6 separate regions of the Homo sapiens genome follow, and regions 2, 3, 4, 5 and 6 are each linked to region 1. The links are chromatin contacts, found by Hi-C or POLR2A ChIA-PET in ENCODE. All regions are on one chromosome and are shown on one strand. The core of a region is the stretch at or near the end of the contact, and the rest is flanking DNA. Distances in the headings are between cores, read along the strand shown. Region 1 holds the start of TOB2 (transducer of ERBB2, 2). Region 2 holds the start of CCDC134 (coiled-coil domain containing 134). Region 3 holds the start of SREBF2 (sterol regulatory element binding transcription factor 2). Region 4 holds the start of CENPM (centromere protein M). Region 5 has its middle 51 kb from the start of SNORD140. Region 6 overlaps MEI1 (meiotic double-stranded break formation protein 1).

Region 1 (3,008 bases), core at 301-2,800:
GGGCGCTCAGGCTATCTCCCGCCTCCCTGTCCCGGTGGAGTTTGCCCTCCAGCCCGGCATTTCTCTGTTGCATTCAGGGAAAGTGCATTTAAACCCCCCACGCTACTGGTGCTCTCCGCCCTTGCCAAAAAAAGCGATCAAGGAAAAAAAAAAAGCAAACTGTTCGTAGCTGGAAACTTTCGGATCTCGCCACCCAACGTGGGGATGGCGGCTGCTGCTGGGCCGGAACCGTCTGGAATGACAAAAAAGGTGTGGGCGGGAGGGGAGAACTGGGAAATGGGAGATCTAAGGAGGGACCGGGGAGAAGACCTCACTCACAGTCCCCCGGGGGCTCCAGACTGCATCTTCCGGCACTCCTGTCTGCCTGTGACCGCAGAACACGGCCCTCCCTCCCCCTGGCTCTGTGTCCCGCACACTCACAGAGGCAGAGCAGCCCGCGTGGCCAGAGCCGGGGGAGGGGGCCTCAGCGCGCGGGCCTGGCGCGCCCAGTCCCGGGTTCGCGGAGCCTCGCTCCGCCGCCCGAGGGGCCGTAGTGGGTGCGAGCCTTGCGCCCGTTGCACGGTCAGGGGCCACCCCACGCCGGCGGGACTGCGACTAGAAGAAATGTGGGGCTCTCCCGCGTGCCCCACACTGGGGTCGCTGGCCAGAAAGAGCAAACAAGAGTTGGGAGAGGGGCTGCGCCCGCGCGCCTGCGCAGAGCCAGAGCCGGCCCTCCAGGCTGCAAGGAAAGGAGCGCCAGAGGCGGTGAGGGGAAGGTCCTTTGTGGCACTCGGCTAGTTTCACGGCCGTCAGCCTCGTCCTCGGCTCCTCTTACTCCCGCACAGCGTGGCCCAGGCCCCAGAGTCTCCCTCGCCTTTCTTTCGACGTTGAGCCCCCCGAGGAATCACAAGGCGCTCGGAAGACTCATGCCTGCCCGAAACGGGTCCGAAATGTTTCCAGAGCCCGCGTCGTCCCCTCAGTTCCCCCTCCCGCAGAGGCCGTAACGGGGCGATGCTATCGCCGCGGACACGGCCAGACGCTCGGAGCTGGAGGGAAGGCCCCGGGAAACGGCTCGGGCAAACGTCCGAACCATGGGCTCCGAGGCAGGTGCAGGGCGGACGACTCAGCGGGGGGTTTCCGGCGGGCATGGTGACTCCCTCCCCTCCCCCGCGATACTCGTCCCCCAAACACAACTAAAGGGAGAGTGCACTGTGCCCGGCTCGTGAGCAACCCGGCCCCAGGTGGTCCCCGGCCCTCACGGAGCGCCCCTGGGAGAACACCTCACACGACGCGCACAAGTTCAGAGTGGTATGGGAATGAAGGAAAGGAGTGCGGCGCGGCGCTGTGACAGGGAGGGGAAGACGGGGAGCCGGACGCACGACCGGCGAGCACAGAAGGGCACAGGAGCTGCTCCGCGAGATACCAGCGAGCTGAGGCGCGGGGCTGGCTGGGAAGTAGTCCCGGCCGGGCCCTGGCCCCGCCCCTGCAGGGCGGAGGGACGCATCACGCAGGGGTGGGGAAGCCGGATCCGTGCGCAGGGTTGCTAAGGGTGAAACTTTTCATTGACTTTGCTCACTTCGGGCCGGGGCGCGGGAAGGTGCGGGTTGTTGGCTGAGGCAAGCCGTGGCTCGGGCGACGCGGGGCCAGGAGGGCAGGACCGTCTGCCGGCGACAGCCCATACCGTCTGCCGTTGCGCGACACGAACCACCCTCCGATCCGCCATCCCCGCGTCGTCGCCGCTAGTCCGCCCGCCCGCCCTCGGGCCCCCCGCTGCCGAGCCCGACCTCCTAAGAGCTGAAAGAAATTATTGAGAGTCATAGTCCATAGCCCCCTGCTTCGTCCCCCAACCCTCAACGACGAAAAGGACTTCGGTCCCCTGGCCCGGCGACGCCCGGGAAGGAAAGGAGAGCGACCTCCGCCCCGCGCTCAGGCCACCCTGGAGGGAGAAGCCGCCCCGCGGCCGGTAGAGCGCCCCGCCGCCGCGGAGACCCGAGTGAGTGAGTTGGGGGGCGTGCGGGCGGGGGGCCCGCCCCGAGACCCAGCCGGCCGGACTACCTCTTCCACCCCGCCCCACTCCCGCTTTGCTGGACTCTCCACGTTGCTGCCGCTCCCTCCCCGCCTGGCCAGCATTTTCTTTCCCCATCCAGCTTCCCTCCAGACCCCACTTTCCCCAGCTCCTCTTCTCACGCCATCTGTGCTCCTGGGGTGCCCAAGAGCTCCTTTTTCTCCCAGTTCCAAGAGTGGCCCTCTCCTGGGTGGGGTGCATTTCCTCCCTTCCCCGCCTCCCCCGGTTCTTTATATCCTAGCTACTCGCTAGATCTTCCTTGTTCTCCAAAGAAACATAACTCCCCCCACCGTTAAATAAATCCGAGGAAGGAAGGGGATCCAGGCCTTGTTTTTCTGCTTCTTTTCCCGTGTGCAGGGAAGGGGGGTGGTAATTGTTAATAGACTCTATTTCTGGCTCTGTGGAGCCTGAAGGGTGGAGGGTGGACACCCCCTTTGGCGACGGGACAGGTCAGTGGAGATTGTCCTTGGGCCACTGAGCCAGAGTTCACCGTTTCGGCTGAGCTCTTTATACTCTTAAGTGTTTTAATGGAAAATTGGGCAGAAAAAAGTACCCTTAGAGCAGTGCCAGTGAGTGGATTCTGCTTATCTTGGTAAGGTGCCTGCGAGGTGGGGCCCTACCCCCAAACTCCTTCCCCTCCTGTCCGGAGGATGAACTGTGCCCTTGACCACCAGAAATCTGGGAGGGGAAGGAGGGTGCAGAGAGGAGGCACAGCCGGCAGGCCCTCTCCCTCCCCCAGGAGAAACCAGAACCCCGCACAGCAAGCTTCAGCTTGGGGACGGGTGGAGGCCAGTCTCTGGTGCTACTCCGTATCTAAACGGTCTTTTTCTCCTTCTTACCCACCGTACCCTGGGAATGGGTCCTTCATCTCTGATTTTCCGGCAGAAAAACAATCCTATTGCTTTCTTGGGCTTCTACCCCCATCCCTCCGTGAAGCATAGGGGGAAAGAAGCTTGTGTGGGAG
Region 2 (2,700 bases), core at 53-2,552, 350 kb before region 1:
CACCACTCTTGCTATTCATCCTTGTAGCCAAGGATAACTATCTCAAAATAATCATGTAATCCTCATTTTTCCTTTTCAAAACCTTTGTCTTCCTTTACCTCCCCAAATACGTACACAGGTTACTATGGCACACATATTGTCACTACAATGTCTATTCCCAAGTAAACATCATTTTTTTAGAGTCTCTCACTCTGCTATTTAGGTTGACAGTACCTACCACACTCTAGGCACTGTTCTAGAGGCGGGAATACAGCAATAAATAAGCAAAAATCTCTGCACTCATGGTACTTGTCTCTAGTAGGGATAAGAGTTGATCAATAAACTTGTAAAATAAGCACAGAGGGATGAGAGGGTGTCGGTCAGGTACAAGATTACATAAAGTGGTCAGGAGAGGTCTCACACTCAGATTACAACTCCCCAATGTTACCAATGTGAAATCAAGGCACAGAAAAATGAGGTGACTGCCCAAAGTCACACAGCTATTCCCAGGCTGAACCAAGTGTCTGTTTGGCTCTAAGTCCAGTGCTCTGTCTTCTGACTCTTTGTAAATGAGCACAGGCTACCTGAGATCAGAGCTGGCTACTGAACTACCAGGACACCTGCCCCAGGGGAGAGATGCTCAGTTACAGACAGTGAGGGGCTGCAGAGATCATCCGGAGAACCCCCTACCCCCAAGCAGACGAGATAAGTGAAACCTAGAGAAGGAATAGTCCAAGTTCACCCAGGACCCTCCACATTCCACCTCCTGCTCCAAACTCAAGGGAACCAGAACCAGGCTAGGGCAAAACTTTAGGGGCCAAGGAGAATACCAGACAGCTGGCAATGACTGAAGCAGGTAGTGGGAAAGAAAAGCCAGAACAGCAGCCTGCGGGACAGGTCCTGCTTTCTCTACTGTTAAACTCACTTTTTCAGCCTCTCAATCCCGATCCTGCCGTATGCGTCACCCGGAGCTCCTCCTGGCTCAGCATGAGGCTCTGAACTCCTGCAGAGGTACCAGGTAGTGGCGGGCCTTGAGCCAGCTACCGGGGTCGGGGGCCCAGGTGGTTGACCCCGAGCCTTCGGAGCTCCCGGAGGAGGGAGCGAGCCTTCTCAAGGAACAGAGGCGTCCAGGTCCACGAAACTCCCTCCCCACCACCTGCAGCCGGTTCGAGGCCCTCGGTTCTCTCATTATCCTTCCCGGGAACCTGCAGCCCGCGGCCCCTACAGCCACCTACCTGGCCAGTCGGTGCAGGAAGGGCAGGTGGCCGAGTCCTGTGCGAGCAGCTAGGCTCGAAGGTCCAACAGGCTAACAGCAAAGCAACTGAAAGCGGGAGCAAACGGCTAGCAACCGAGCGCAGACCGCCGAGCTCCGTCCCGCCCACCGCGCTGCTCCCGGCCAATGAGCGCGAGCCGCCACTGCGGGGCTCCGCTAGCCTCACTTCCGGCCCCGCTCCACCGCCCCTGCCTGCCCCTCCAGGCTCTGGCGTGCCTCCAGCGCGCTGTGGGCACCATCCTCGTCCTGTCCCTCCTGCGGGCCCTGGGTACGTGGCCCTGGATTTAGCTTGTGTTGGAGGAAGTTAAATCTGTGGGTGGGGTCTGTGCCCAATTTAAGGCGTGAATCAGCAAACTGGGGTCCCAGCTCCTGTCGGCCGGGCGACCTTCTGCGCGCCCTCCCTGAAACTGTGTCGTCGTCTGTGGCCGAGTTTTTAAACTTTAGATCGCAACGTGAGTTTAGTGGGCGGTGACTAGCACTTTTGTTCTTCTTTAAGGACCTCAGAGACTCAGTGCAGGATTCGGGCATCCCCTCCTTGCCCCTCCGGTCCACCAACTAATAAGCCAAGTGCGGCGGGGGCTTCCTCGTCCGTTCGTTAGGCCGAGTGCAGCCCCACTTTTGCGCAGGATCAGGACAGTCAGACCCGAGAAGGCAGCGTGGCGTGGCCATCTCCGGGCCCGGGGCCCCTGCCGGGCGGGAAGGGAGCTGGAGGCCCGGTCTGGGCTGAGCTCCCCAGAACAGGCGCAGGGCAGGCACTGTCGAGCGCAGACCTCATGCCGGGGACCAAGCTGGACATGCATTCCCAGGATCTACCCACGAGGGTGCATAAACACCAGTTCTGATGACGGCTGTACGGGAAGGGACAGAGGTGACCTACTTTAGCCAGACAAGGGCTGAGGCTGGGACAGTTTCGTTCTGATAGGAAAGCTGAGAATTTGACCCTCCTTGCCTGGAAAGTTTACCTCTATCCACCTCCACGTGAGGCGAGGGAGCAGGTCAAGTGCCTCTGGGAGCTGTTGAATCGCAGCAGCCCCAACCCCTAGGCCTTTCTCTGCCCTGCCAGCCCCAGGATGGCCTGACTGGTGTTCTCTGAGTACAGCTGAGGCACCCAGCTGACTCCTTGAATGCTGTTACAAGAACAAATCCTGTCCCGTCCCTCCTTCCCTGAGGAGGCCATCAGTCTCCTTGCTGAAACAATCCCTTATCCAACTGGCTGAGAAACCAGCTCCTGGTAGACAAGGTAGTACAGTGTTTTTGGAGAGCTCGCGCAGGTATGTGAGTGTATCATTTTATTTCCTTATTCTATTTCAACAATAGAGTATATGGCTCCATATGAATAGCTTCAGCTGTCATCCATTTCCCCAACAATTATGCCCTTTGTCTCCAGGTCTCATTCTCTCTCCACTTCTGGGCCTTCAAGTCCTGAGGATCAGTTTCTGATGTGGGAC
Region 3 (2,744 bases), core at 216-2,715, 390 kb before region 1:
CTTCATCTGCACAACGGGGATGTAGCCATCATACATGCCTGCAAGGCTGTAGTGAGATCCTGGACATGAAAGCATTCTGAAAACTGAAAAGTACAATGCACCTGTGTTTCTGCCTAAGCTCTCTAAGGTGAGTGGCCTTAGATAAGTCAACATCTCCTGGCCTCGGCTTCTTTAATTACCGTATTAAAATAGAGGTAATAAGAGTATCTCACAGGATTGTTGTGAGGAAGAAGTGAAATAATACAAAGCATTTTGGGGCCTAAACATAAGAGTGCAACTATCCAGTTAATAAGATTACTAGCCTAGTCAACTGGACTCTTTCTTGAAAGGAGGGGTATAAAAAAACCAATACTGGCCAAGGAACTGCAAGAACTAGGCTCTAACCAGCTGGGTGACCTTGAGCAAGCCGCTGACCCTCTCCAAATCGTTGTTCCCGTGGTCGCAAAATTAGTATTTTAAGAGTGGATCCCTGGGCTCCTACCAGCTCTTCCACTCCGCTGTTAAGGCGCTGGAACAAAGGCCACCCGCTCCCCAGCCCGTACCCGAGGGGCCACAACTCAAAATTTCTTCTGCTCAATTCCCCTTGCAGCGTGACAGCAGGAGCGCCCGGGTCTCCATCCCGGAGAGATGTGTCCACACTCCGCCGCCACTGCTCTCTTCATCAGCAACTTGCTTCTGCAGTCGCTGCCCAAAGTTTCGCGGAGCACCCGGCGACCTGGCCGTCGGTCAATCCTGAGAAGCCCAGGGATTCGGGGCGCGGAGACTGGGGGCTGGGCCCCGGGAATCCCAAAGACGTCCCCGCGGCCAGGAAGGGAGTGACAGGTGCGACGCGCGGTCGCGGGCGGCGGGAGAGCGGACCACGGAAACCGCGTGTGGGCGCGCGAGGGAGGCGGCGGCCACGCGCTCTCCTTAGGCCGCTCCCTGAGACGCCCCCGCGACGTCCCTAGCCCCGCGCTCTGGAACCCGCGACCCTCGCGCCGCTTTCGGCCCCGCGGCGCCCCAGATCCCACGGCCTCCCGGAGCGGCGCAGCTGGGTCGGGCTCACGCTCGCAGCGCCGGAAGGGTTGAGGACCGCCGGGGGCACCGTGCGCACGGGGTTCTTCCCGCGCGAACCGGGGCTGTCGGGGGGTGGGCGCACGCGCACCCGGGCGCGCCGCCGTAACCCCTTCCTCCCCGCGCGGCCCCCGCACTCCCACCCACCCACCACTCACCGTCGATGTCTCCCAGGGTCAGCTCGTCGCCCAGCTCCGTGAGGGTCTCCATGGTCTCCAGACCACCCAGCTCGCCGCTGTCGTCCATCGCCCGGCTCAGCGCAGAAGCCCCCCCTGCCGTCCCGCTCAGGGAGACGCGGGGGCGGTGCCGTCGCCACCGCCCATGACACCCGACAACCCCCGCCCGGCACCGCCTCACCGACGGGTGCCACCCGCCGCCATGTTTGCGTTGCGCCCGGGCGCCGCACAGAAAGGGCGGGGCGGGATTCCCCCGCCCCAGCCCGCGCCCCCTGCGGCCCCGCCTCCAGGCCGCGCGCCCCCCTGTTTGTTGTCAATGGGACCAGGCTCATCTCAGCCAATGGGCGAGCGAAGCGGTGCGTGGGGTGATGGCGCGTCATCGATCAGCAGCTCAGATTTGCATAGTGAGGTCCCTCCCCCCGCGGCCTCGGAGCGAATGCCTGGAGTAGCCGTCCGGTCATCATCTTAACCTTCTCCGCCTTGTTTAAAGGAGCCGCTGCCTTCTCCGTTGGATCTGCGCCACACGCAAGTCCGTCCACTGGCCTGGGAGTGAAGGGTTAACAGGCCACCCTCCACCTGCGACCGCTGGCCGCCTCCAGGCCTGGCTGGGAGCACATTACGTCATCTTCCCAGCTGCCTACCCCCGCCCTGCCCGCCTGAGAAAGCCAGCGGAGTCAAACCTGGACCCCAGCGCTCGGGACGGGAGTCCGGGTCATCCAAGTCCCGCTTCTCCCAGCCTCCTTACAAAGGCGGGCACGGAGGCTTGACAAGGTTGCAGATTGTCCCAGGGCGGTCAGGATTTTACGTCTTCTGCTTTGCACCCGCCGTGACCTCGCGCTTACTCCAGTGGTCCTCAATCTCTGGCACCTCGGAACCACTGAGGACCTGAAAACCACGCCAGTGCCCAGGCCCACCGACGGCCTCCTGAGAGGGGGGCCCCGGGCACGAGTTTTTTGAAAAAGTTCCACCGGGATTCTGAAGTGCAGCCCACCCACTCCTTCAAGCACCTCACTGCCCCATCTTGCAGCTGGTCGTGTTGTAAACTTCTAGGAATTTATCCAAAGGAATAAAAATTACAAGTGCTTAAAGAAGTGCTGTAACTAGGAAGAAGTGAGAATAAGGAAATGAATATGTAAATTACATCCACACGATGGAATACCATGGGATCATTAAAAATTACGCACACAAATGTATATTTATTAGCAAGAAAAGGCGTTCACAATATATTGATAAAAGGGAAAAGTTGAAGTTTCCTGCCAGTTTGTGAGAGGCAGCTGTTGCTTAGTGATCAATAATTAAGAACACACAGGCTGTGTGGAGGCAGACACATGGATCCACTAATTCACTGTGACCTTGGGTTAATTGTTCTAAGCCTCAGTTTAGTCATCTCTAAAATGGGGATAAAATAGCATCCCTCATAGCTGTGGTTAAGTGAGATTATTTGCACATTCAATTGACAATATTTATTGAACATCTCTGTGGCAGGGAAACAAATGGTTCCTGCCCTCTGAGAGC
Region 4 (2,700 bases), core at 131-2,630, 500 kb before region 1:
GGCTCTATGGGGCCATTTACGTCCTGATCTTTCTGAGCAAGACACAGTTAGTTTAGTCTGCAGTAAGAAGGATTTAGGCTAGACAGTGTCTCTGCTCTCCCAGTTATTACAACAATGAACACACTGTTATCATTGTCTATCCCACCCCCATCAAACTAAGTTAATCAATAATGTCTGATTCAACTGACTTCCTAGGGTAGGGCATTGGGTCTGGGCATAGGAAATGATGAATGAATGACTGCTGAGAATGAATGGATGAATGTAATCCATCCATTCACTCAACAAATATTTATTAACTACGATGTACCAGGGACTTTTAGAGTGCTGGACATACAAAGTGACAAAGTCTCTAACCTCTTGTTTCTTACATTTTAGATGTAGAGACAGTGAACAAGTTATTATATAACTGTTGGCAGAACCAGTTTGCTATGGGCCCTGAGCGTCCCTGCATGTTCTTGCTGGGTATGTCAAGAAAGCAAGACCCTGACAGCTCTGTACTCAGGCTGTGTTTGCAGCAAGGAACCTTGAAAGATGAGGTAAAGTCTCCCATTGGACAAAGAACAGCATGCTTACCACTCACTGTAAAAGCAGTCAATTGGCAGGGCCTGCTGGTGTGCAGCGGTAGTCCCAGCTACTCAGGAGGCTGAAGCAGGAGGGCTGCTTGAGGCCAGGAGTTTACGACCCACCTGGGCAACATGGCCAGATCCCCATGGTGGCACTTGCCTGTAGTTCCAGCTACTCAGGAGGCTAAGCCAGGAAGATGACTTGAGCCCAGGAGTTTGAAGCTGTAGTGAGCTATGATCGTGTCACTATAGTCCAGCCTGGGCAACAAAGTGACGCTCCAAAAAAAAAAAAAAAAAAAGGGCCAGGCACGGTGGCTCACGTCTGTAATCTCAGCACTCACTTTGGGAGGCCGAGGCGGGATCACTTGAGGCCAGGAGTTTGAGACCGGCCTGGGCAACTTGGAGAAACCCCGTCTCTACTAAAAATAAAAAAATAAGTCGGGCGTGGTGACGCGCGCCCGTAGTCCCAGCTCCTTGGGAGGCTGAGGCAGGAGAATCGCTTAAACTCGGGAGGCAGAAGTTGCAGTGAGCCGAGATTGCGCGCATTGCACTCCAGCCTGGGCCACAAAGCGAGACTCTGTCTCAAAAAAAAAAAAAAAAAGTACTGTGTATGAGCATGAATGAATGAAAGTGAACAAAGGAATCACTAAAAACCTGCTTACTGTGGAGCGTGGAACCAAAGGCCTGTCCACCACGTGTTCCACGGGTAGCGCTGGAACGCCCCTCAGAAAAGGAGATAAAGGTTCGGTTCCTTTAAGAGGCCCCGTCCCGTCCCGCGAAGCCCCGCCTATAAGGAGGCACGTGCCCCCAGGCCGCGCTCTAGGGGCTGGACTCAGGGCGGTTTGAAAGATCGGCGCGCACCGCAGGAGCAACGGTTGGTCCTGCGGCTGTGATGTCGGTGTTGAGGCCCCTGGACAAGCTGCCCGGCCTGAACACGGCCACCATCTTGGTAGGTGCAGGCGGCCCTGCTTCCCCCGCCGGTTTTTCCTCCTGGGCGGTGCTTCAGCCACTAGGTCAACTGAGCTCTCTGAGGCGCCAAGCCAGCGCGCGCTACCGTGGCGGGGGCGGGGAATAGGCGGAGAGCCATGCTCTGAACCAATTGGAGTAGCCGCTCTCTGAGGTTGAGGGACGCACCCACCAATAGGTGCTCGGCGGACCCTTTCCCAGCTTCTGATTGGCGAGTTCCCGCGCCTGGAATTGGTTTTCCCGCGTCTGGGGGTCTGGCCTCCTGGAGAGGCCGGCGGTGGGAGCGAGGGTCGGGTAGTAGAGAGTGCGGTGCCCACAGGCCTGCAGCGGGTCCAAACCTCAGGCCCCCAGCCCGTGCCGCTTCGCGGGGTCCACTTCTCGGGAAATGTCCTCCGAGCCGCCTGCTGGCGGTGTCCCGATCCCCCCGGGAGTGGGTCGAAGGGCCAGGCCCTCCCCAGGGGGTGCTGTGCCTAGGGCTCGACTGTCCGCTCTCTCTCCCTGCGCAGCTGGTGGGCACGGAGGATGCTCTTCTGCAGCAGCTGGCGGACTCGATGCTCAAAGAGGACTGCGCCTCCGAGCTGAAGGTGTAAGTAGCCGCGGCTGTGGCCTGGGCCCACGTGTCTCTCACTCCAGAGGGATTCGGTCCTAGCTGCTAAACTCCGAAGCCCAGCGCCCCCTCCTCTGAGGCTGGTCCTTCTCCCAGCATGCAGCGTAGCTGGCTAGTCCCATGCCGTCTTATATCCCAACCTCCCCTTGCCGAGGTGGTGACTAAACAGAGCCCGTTTCTGGCAGAGGGAATCAGACAGGAGTAATCTGAATAGGACCGGACCTGTCCTGCCTCTGTGCTGGCCCAAGGAGTCGTGGCCACAAGAGCCTCGGGTGGCTAGGATGAGGTGGGGAGCCCTTGACGGCCTCTTTCCACATGAAGGGCAGCATTTAAACGGTCGCTATGAGGGGGGTACGGATATCTTGAGTCCTGCAATTTCCTGTTTTTCAGCCACTTGGCAAAGTCCCTCCCTTTGCCCTCCAGTGTGAATCGGCCCCGAATTGACCTGATCGTGTTTGTGGTTAATCTTCACAGCAAATACAGGTGAGAGCCAGAGGAAGGGGCAGTCAGGGCTCAGGCAGGCCTGGCTCAGGACTGTGCTGAGACGGTGACCTAACTTGTGAT
Region 5 (2,852 bases), core at 6-2,505, 420 kb after region 1:
TGCAGTGGCTCACGCCTGTAATCCCGGCACTTTGGGAGGCCGAGGCGGGTAGATCACAATGTCAGAAGTTCAAGACCAGCCTGGCCAAGATGGTGAAACCCTGTCTCTACTAAAAAACAAATTAGCCAGGCATGGTGGCACATGCCTGTAGTTCCAGCTACTCAAGAGGCTGAGATGGGAGGATCACTTGAGCCCTGAAGGTGGAGGCTGCAATAAGTCTGGAAGACTGATAGAGACCCTGTATCAAAAATAAAATAAAAGGCAGCTCAGATGTAACATGGCCAAACCCTATTTTGATCTCTCCATTCTCTCATATCTGCTCCTTGCCCATTACAGTTAAGAACCCCTTCAACCAAGCCAGCGTCTCATCCTTGAAGCTCTCTTTTCCTCAAGTCCCCACTACAATCCATCAGCCAATCTGGTCACTTCCACCTCCAATTAGTTCCCTGAATCAGCCTCTTCTCATCAGCGCCACTGCCTCCACCCAGCTCAAGGTCTTACGTGGGCCACCTGATGTCCCAGAAAGCATGGGCACGGCTTACAGATATCACTTAAGTCTTTTCACTCCTTTAACCGCTTTTTAATTCTCTTTATCATCACCTAGGAACATTTTTATCTCCACTCTAACATTTTTATCTACCCGACTTTTAAAAGTTTTCTAAACAAACAATGGGCCTTTCATCCATTGTTTCAGGGGGCATATGCTGAAATATGACACGATGTCAGGGATTTGTTTCACAATAATAGGGAGGAACAGTGGGTAGGGGCTGGGGAAAGAAAAAAAAAACAGGATCAGGAGTTGCTCGTTCTGTGTGGGGGGATGCTCGCCAGGAGCTCACTTTACCATCCTGACTTTTGTTTATGTTCAAAATTCTCCATAATGAAAACCCGAGATTACCAACTCCTACGTAACTGACTTTACGGACAAGAACTCTTTTATCGGGTGCTTGAGGTCAGACCGAGTTACTGCGGTCTGCCAGCAGTGACAATTTAGTGAGGGCTTACTGCTATTAACAACTGTTAAGTGCGGCGCTGATAGGTAACAATGCTTGCGCTCCCAGCGGGGCAGGCACCGAGTGCTTCTTCGGAGGCGCTCCCGACCGCAGCCCAGGCACCCAGACCCCCGCCTGCTCCAGGCCGGCGCCCCGGGCACCTCGGCGGAAGCCGGGAGCGAGCGCAGCTCGGGAAGCCAGAGCTCCACCCTCCCCGAGGCCTTGCACGTGCAGCCCGGAGACTCCGCTGCGCGTCCCTCCCTGCCCCCACCGCGGGCACGTGACCTGCAGCCCTGGGGCCCGGGAGGACTGCGGCCGCGGAACGTCGTAGAGGATCAGGGAAGGTTCAGGGTCGACCTCCAGACTCAGTCCTTGGGTTGGGTGGCAGGGTGGGGGCACTAGGGTGGGGAGATCTCGAGTTTAGGCCATAAAAAAGATCAGAAAGAGAAGAGCCCGAGAGAGAGGTGGCCCACCTTGGCCCCGGAGCTTGGGAGGGCGGGTCCCGGCTGGGGTTCGTGGGATCTGGACCCACTCGCCCCCCGGGACGCGAGCGCGGCGGGGACCGGGCGCGCGAGGCTGCGCCGAGAGAGGGCGCCGGCCCAGGTGCGGCCTCTGGGTGTGGCCGAAGCCAGCCCAGGCGGCCCGGATTGTCGTCCTCTGCGGAAGCGGCCCGGGCGCGGGAGCCGCGGGCGTAGCCAGCTCCGGAGCCCCGCGCCTCCGCCGCCCCGCGCGCCCTTCCTTTGTGTCTCCCAAGCAGGGGTGAACGCAGACCACTTGGATTTGATTTTTCCGTGCGAGTTCCCTTTTTTCCAAGTTCGGGGCCCCTCCTTCCCCCAGCGGCGCGCGCCCCCGGGGTGTCCGCCCCCTCCCCCTCCGGCCCAGCCCTGGGCGGGGCAGACGCCCTTGGAGTCGGGAGAAAAGACTATCTGATTTCAAAACCGACGCGACCCGAGCTGGGCTGCGGAAATGGCGCCCATGTCCCGGCTCCGGCCAGGTCGTGATCAGGAGACAGGTGTGGCCCTGGGACCCGTTTGGAGAGCAGAGGGGACATAAGTGGGTGCTGGGGGCGGGGGAGCTTGTGGCCCTGCGGCCCCCGCCCAGCCCCCGCCGAGCCCCCGCCGCAGCATTTCGGAGCTGGGCGCGGCAAAGGAGGGCCGGGACGCAGGCAGAGCGGGGGTTGAGCGGGGCCTGCGGCAGGGAAACCGGGAGAAGCAGGAGGCCGGGCGGGGCGGGGCAGGACGGTTGAGTCCTTCATTGCTTCTATCACAGACTGAGGAGCCTCTCCCCACCGCAATCCCTTTATACTGGGTAGGGGTTCGAAGGCACAGGGACAGAGTATACAGGACACTGCTTGAGGCAGCGCGTCCACCCACCATCTGTGCGACCTCATCAAGTCACCTCTCTGAGCCTCAGTTTCCCGGTATAATGGAAACGGCAATTTTAAATGACACGTAAGTGCCTGGCACTCATTGAGCTCATCAAATGAAGAGCCCCGTCTCTGGGCCCCCTTGCCCCTGAGGGAAATGCACACACAAACCTAGAAAATGTGCTGTAATGCACAATGTGGGACAGACCCAGTCACTCTCCTTTCATTCTTCTTCCATCGAATATTCTGAGGCTTCGGCGCCAGCCCTTTGCCGGCGGATGCTGCCGAGATGAAGACAGCATGCTCGGCCTGGTGAAGCCAATAAAAGAGCAGGCTCCCCTCCTGGGGCCAGGTGTCACCACAGAAGCAGGCCCTGGAAGATGCCAGGAGCCAGCCAGCCCAGGGCCCTGTCCTACCCCCGGCCCTTCCGCGGGCGAGAGCCCAGGATCTCCAGGTCCTGCCCTGCACTTGGAGATTTGCTCCCTAACAGGTTT
Region 6 (3,001 bases), core at 456-2,955, 330 kb before region 1:
AGAGGAGGGAAGAGGCGGGTGGCCAGGAGACTGTAACTAGGTCACATTAGTGGGGAGGACGAATGATCAGGCCTGAGTTAGGGCACTGGAGGTAGCTAGGAGCAGGTAATTGCCTAGGTGTGAGCTGAGGGCCAGGGCAGAGCCAAGGACAAAATGCAAGTTTTCTCCTAGGCAGGTGACTGCAGACAGCTGGATGAGCCCAGCAGCCTCACACGGAAAATTAGGAAAGGTTTCTGTCCTAAACCAACCACAGGCAACAACCTGCAGGATTTGCCAGAGCATAGATTTGCCACAGCTTGTTGCCCCTCTAGAGGCCAAAGTTTAAAACTCATGTCACTTCTGTGTGCCCATCACTAGATTGGCACAGTATTGGGCGCAGTGTGAGGATACCACAGAGGCTAGCAGATGGTTTCCATGAGAAGTAGCCCACAGAGGAGCTCACGCAGGGCACTGTGATGACAAGGCCCTACAAGAGGGAGGGGCTGAGGGGAAGGAGGTGCTCTGTGGATAAGTCCACTGCTCTCCTCTTCCCTGCATCACCTTCTCGAACAGTAATAATGACAGTTAACCATGTGTGGCATTCCACGGCTTGCCATGCTGCACTTTAAGGTCGCAGGCTGGCTTCTGCCTCCCCGTCTGGTCTTTTCTGCTCCATTCATTCCCCACCTTCTCATCACACAGAGCACCTCACCACTCCCCAAATATACAGAGCATGTCCTGAATTTGTGCAGCTTCATGCCTTTGCTCATATTGTTCTCTCTACTTGGAATGCCTTCTCCCACTATCTTTGCTGAGTACAATCTTATCCTTAAAGACTACAAGTTCCCTAAGGGTAGGACACATGCTATATTCATTTTTTATTCCTCTGTGCCAAGAATAGAGCCTGGAGTGTAGGTAAACCTTATGTGTTAAGTGGATTAATATGAAACAACCTCACAACAATCCTGAGATGTTTTCCCCATTTTGTAGGAAAGGAAACTGAGCTCAGAAAGGGTAAATACCTTGCCAAGGTCACACAGCTAATAAGCCCCCAGAGCTGGGACCAGAACTCAGGATCTTCAACACTCCTTTGAGTGCCACCCCATGCCTCAAAGCCACAGGAGTTAAAGACTAACCTGCAAACTGCCCTTGTGCTGCTGGGCAGAGAAGGAGGCAGTGAGCAGCCAGGCAGAGCAGAGGAGTGCAGTCCTGGGAGAATCTGCCTTTGCCAAGGTGAGGGCCAGCATCTTCTCCAGAAGCTCCATCAGGCCTGTGCTGCTCAGGAGCACTGCAGCAGCTGTCGGGGGTGGGCAAGGCAGGGCCCACAGGAGTTACAGAGGAGCTTCAGCTAAGTGCCACTATGGTGCTTAGCACCTGATTGGGGCTTCACAAACAAACAGAGGATCATCCTGAGGCTCTAAGGGTCCCAGCTTCATAACAGAAGCTCAGGTTATTAGAGCCAGAAAGGACCTTATGACCACCAGCCACACACACAACCCTATTTGTTTTTTTAAGATGAAAAAGTTGAGATACAGAGGACCACAGACTGCCCAGCACTCTTCACTGTCCCAGCCCGGGCCCCTGCACCTCTTTTCTGACTGCTGGGTGTGGTCTGATGAAGGCTCCAATACAGGAAGTTGAAGGAGGGCTGCAGGATGTCCACGTCAGTGGGGCTGCACTTCCCACACAGCTTGCTTACTGCAAGAGATGAAAGTCCCCAGTCGGCCTGTCGCAAAACACTCACACTTGTCATAGGTGGTAGCCTGCGACTGGCTATTTCAGATGTCAGTCTTGGGGAGCAAGCACAAACTAAGTATCCCTGATATTACAACCAATGGAAAGAAACACAGTGACAAACCTTAAGGCACATTCACACCCTCCATCTAGACAAACATCAGGCAAGCAGCCTACAGCTGCACATCACAGAAAGACTTTAGGATTTCAAAGGGATCCATCCTGTGAACATCGTCACCACCTTCCCAAGGGAACTTTAACAGTCGAATGAAGTGCAGTTCCCTGCACTTGCCACATCCCCTCTCTCACATCACTTCATTTAGCTAACTCCTCTTGTCCCCGTCAGCAATCAAGATTCAGCTCAGGCCTCCGCAGTGGCTTACGCCTGTAATCCCAACACTTTGGGAGGCAGAGGCAGGCAGATTGCTTGAGCCCAGGAGTTCAAGACCAACCTGGGCAATGTGGTGAGACCCCGTCTCTCCACAAAAAAATACAAAAAATTAGCTGGGCATGGTGGCACACACTGGTAGTCCCAGCTACTCGAGAGGCTGAGGTGGAAGGATCGCCTGAGCCCGAGAGGTAGAGGCTGCAGTGAGCAGTTATCATGCTATTATACTTCAACCTGGGTGACAGAGTGAGACCCTGTCTCAAAAAAAAAAAAAAAAAGAAAAGAAAAAAATTCAGCTCAAAGTTCATCTCCCCCTTGAAGCCTTCCTTAACCTCTCAAGGCAAGATTAGATGTGCTTCTGCATTCTCCCAGGCCTCATCAGTGCAACATTACACTGTAGATATCTATAGAACATATCCCTTTACTCTTGGGAACTCCCACTTCCCATCTCCCTATCCCCATCCTAATATGAAACCTACCTACAGCTCCATTCACTTTTTGGCAGCCACATCACACCCTGACTTCGGTGCTCACCCAGACAAGCAGGTCTCAGCTCCCTCCCACACCAGTACCTCCACCCCGAACCACAGTCCTCTACTCTCTGCTGTCATATAGAAGTGCTCAAGGATTATATGTAAATGTCCTATTACATTTCATGTGTGGGTTTCAGCCTGTTACTCCCTGTCAGAGGCTCTTCTGAAGGCTGAGTTTGTCACACACAGATCCCCCTCCTAGCTTAGTGTCAGCCTTGATCTCACAGACAGGCTGGTGATGACTGGCACCAGGCTGAGGCCATCTGCAATGCGTCCCCAGTGGCCTTTTTTTGAATCTGACACTGATGTTCTCATGAGGTGGACTGGGCTCCAGGCAGGGAAGATGCCCCATCTTCACCTGTGGCTA

The links. Hi-C counts contacts between places; a loop is a spot of excess contacts on that map. ChIA-PET counts read pairs that join two places held with the same protein, here RNA polymerase II (POLR2A). Pooled maps may share reads with other maps.
Region 2: a loop to region 1 is called in a pooled map, with 6 times the contacts of the local background. The contact joins the promoter of CCDC134 here to the promoter of TOB2 in region 1. A Hi-C loop is called at or near these places in 6 of 50 pooled maps. POLR2A ChIA-PET finds 5 or more read pairs at or near these places in 5 of 52 experiments (B cell, CD4-positive, alpha-beta memory T cell, GM12878 and 2 more).
Region 3: a pooled map shows a loop between it and region 1 (30-fold over the local background). The contact joins the promoter of SREBF2 here to the promoter of TOB2 in region 1. A Hi-C loop is called at or near these places in 2 of 37 single-sample maps with no recorded cell type and 14 of 50 pooled maps. POLR2A ChIA-PET finds 5 or more read pairs at or near these places in 3 of 52 experiments (BJ, CD4-positive, alpha-beta T cell and T-cell).
Region 4: a map of naive thymus-derived CD4-positive, alpha-beta T cell shows a loop between it and region 1 (4-fold over the local background). The contact joins the promoter of CENPM here to the promoter of TOB2 in region 1. A Hi-C loop is called at or near these places in 1 of 168 maps with a recorded cell type or tissue (naive thymus-derived CD4-positive, alpha-beta T cell), 12 of 37 single-sample maps with no recorded cell type and 13 of 50 pooled maps. POLR2A ChIA-PET finds 5 or more read pairs at or near these places in 2 of 52 experiments (PC-9 and naive thymus-derived CD4-positive, alpha-beta T cell).
Region 5: a pooled map shows a loop between it and region 1 (11-fold over the local background). The contact joins the enhancer-like site here to the promoter of TOB2 in region 1. A Hi-C loop is called at or near these places in 10 of 50 pooled maps. POLR2A ChIA-PET finds 5 or more read pairs at or near these places in 5 of 52 experiments (AG04450, B cell, HEK293 and 2 more).
Region 6: a loop to region 1 is called in a pooled map, with 5 times the contacts of the local background. The contact joins the enhancer-like site here to the promoter of TOB2 in region 1. A Hi-C loop is called at or near these places in 7 of 50 pooled maps. POLR2A ChIA-PET finds 5 or more read pairs at or near these places in 2 of 52 experiments (GM12878 and activated naive CD4-positive, alpha-beta T cell).

The regions. Positions count from the first base shown.
Region 1 is chr22:41,445,343-41,448,350 of GRCh38, reverse strand. It overlaps TOB2 (transducer of ERBB2, 2), which reads left to right and starts at 1,550. Exons shown (of 2, transcript NM_016272.4): 1 at 1,550-1,972. It overlaps LOC105373043 (a long non-coding RNA gene), which reads right to left and starts at 1,406. Exons shown (of 2, transcript XR_938274.2): 1 at 319-1,406; 2 at 1-232. RefSeq lists a silencer at 419-518 and enhancers at 389-1,084, 1,089-1,338, 1,085-1,780.
Region 2 is chr22:41,799,281-41,801,980 of GRCh38, reverse strand. It overlaps CCDC134 (coiled-coil domain containing 134), which reads right to left and starts at 1,302. Exons shown (of 7, transcript NM_024821.5): 1 at 1,215-1,302. It overlaps MEI1 (meiotic double-stranded break formation protein 1), which reads right to left. Exons shown (of 31, transcript NM_152513.4): 31 at 2,527-2,700. The coding sequence ends at 2,682. RefSeq lists silencers at 1,280-1,339, 1,930-2,019 and enhancers at 1,490-1,569, 1,640-1,719, 1,495-2,481.
Region 3 is chr22:41,831,826-41,834,569 of GRCh38, reverse strand. SREBF2 (sterol regulatory element binding transcription factor 2) reads right to left here and starts at 1,465. Exons shown (of 19, transcript NM_004599.4): 1 at 1,212-1,465. The coding sequence starts at 1,299. It overlaps CCDC134 (coiled-coil domain containing 134), which reads right to left. Exons shown (of 7, transcript NM_024821.5): 7 at 2,406-2,744. SREBF2-AS1 (SREBF2 antisense RNA 1) reads left to right here. Exons shown (of 2, transcript NR_157279.2): 1 at 1-127; 2 at 590-2,744. RefSeq lists silencers at 772-1,161, 1,222-1,561 and enhancers at 1,340-1,996, 1,602-2,111.
Region 4 is chr22:41,945,832-41,948,531 of GRCh38, reverse strand. CENPM (centromere protein M) reads left to right here and starts at 1,380. Exons shown (of 6, transcript NM_024053.5): 1 at 1,380-1,512; 2 at 2,036-2,115; 3 at 2,527-2,619. The coding sequence starts at 1,456. It also overlaps a transcript of SMIM45 not described here. RefSeq lists an enhancer at 1,367-1,576.
Region 5 is chr22:41,021,059-41,023,910 of GRCh38, reverse strand. No RefSeq gene overlaps it. Among named protein-coding and RNA genes, the nearest start is that of SNORD140, 51 kb to the left of the region's middle. RefSeq lists enhancers at 962-1,538, 2,693-2,852 and a silencer at 968-2,197. Within about 2 kb of position 1,255, at least 39 of the 41 ENCODE cell types and tissues checked have a DNase peak (open chromatin) inside an H3K27ac peak, as active enhancers do; they include B cell, where a contact is called at or near this core.
Region 6 is chr22:41,779,960-41,782,960 of GRCh38, reverse strand. MEI1 (meiotic double-stranded break formation protein 1) reads right to left here. Exons shown (of 31, transcript NM_152513.4): 23 at 1,567-1,677; 24 at 1,116-1,276. Among named protein-coding and RNA genes, the nearest start is that of CCDC134, 19 kb to the left of the region's middle. RefSeq lists enhancers at 1,286-1,335, 1,486-1,585, 1,596-1,645. Within about 2 kb of position 1,705, at least 12 of the 41 ENCODE cell types and tissues checked have a DNase peak (open chromatin) inside an H3K27ac peak, as active enhancers do; they include GM12878, where a contact is called at or near this core.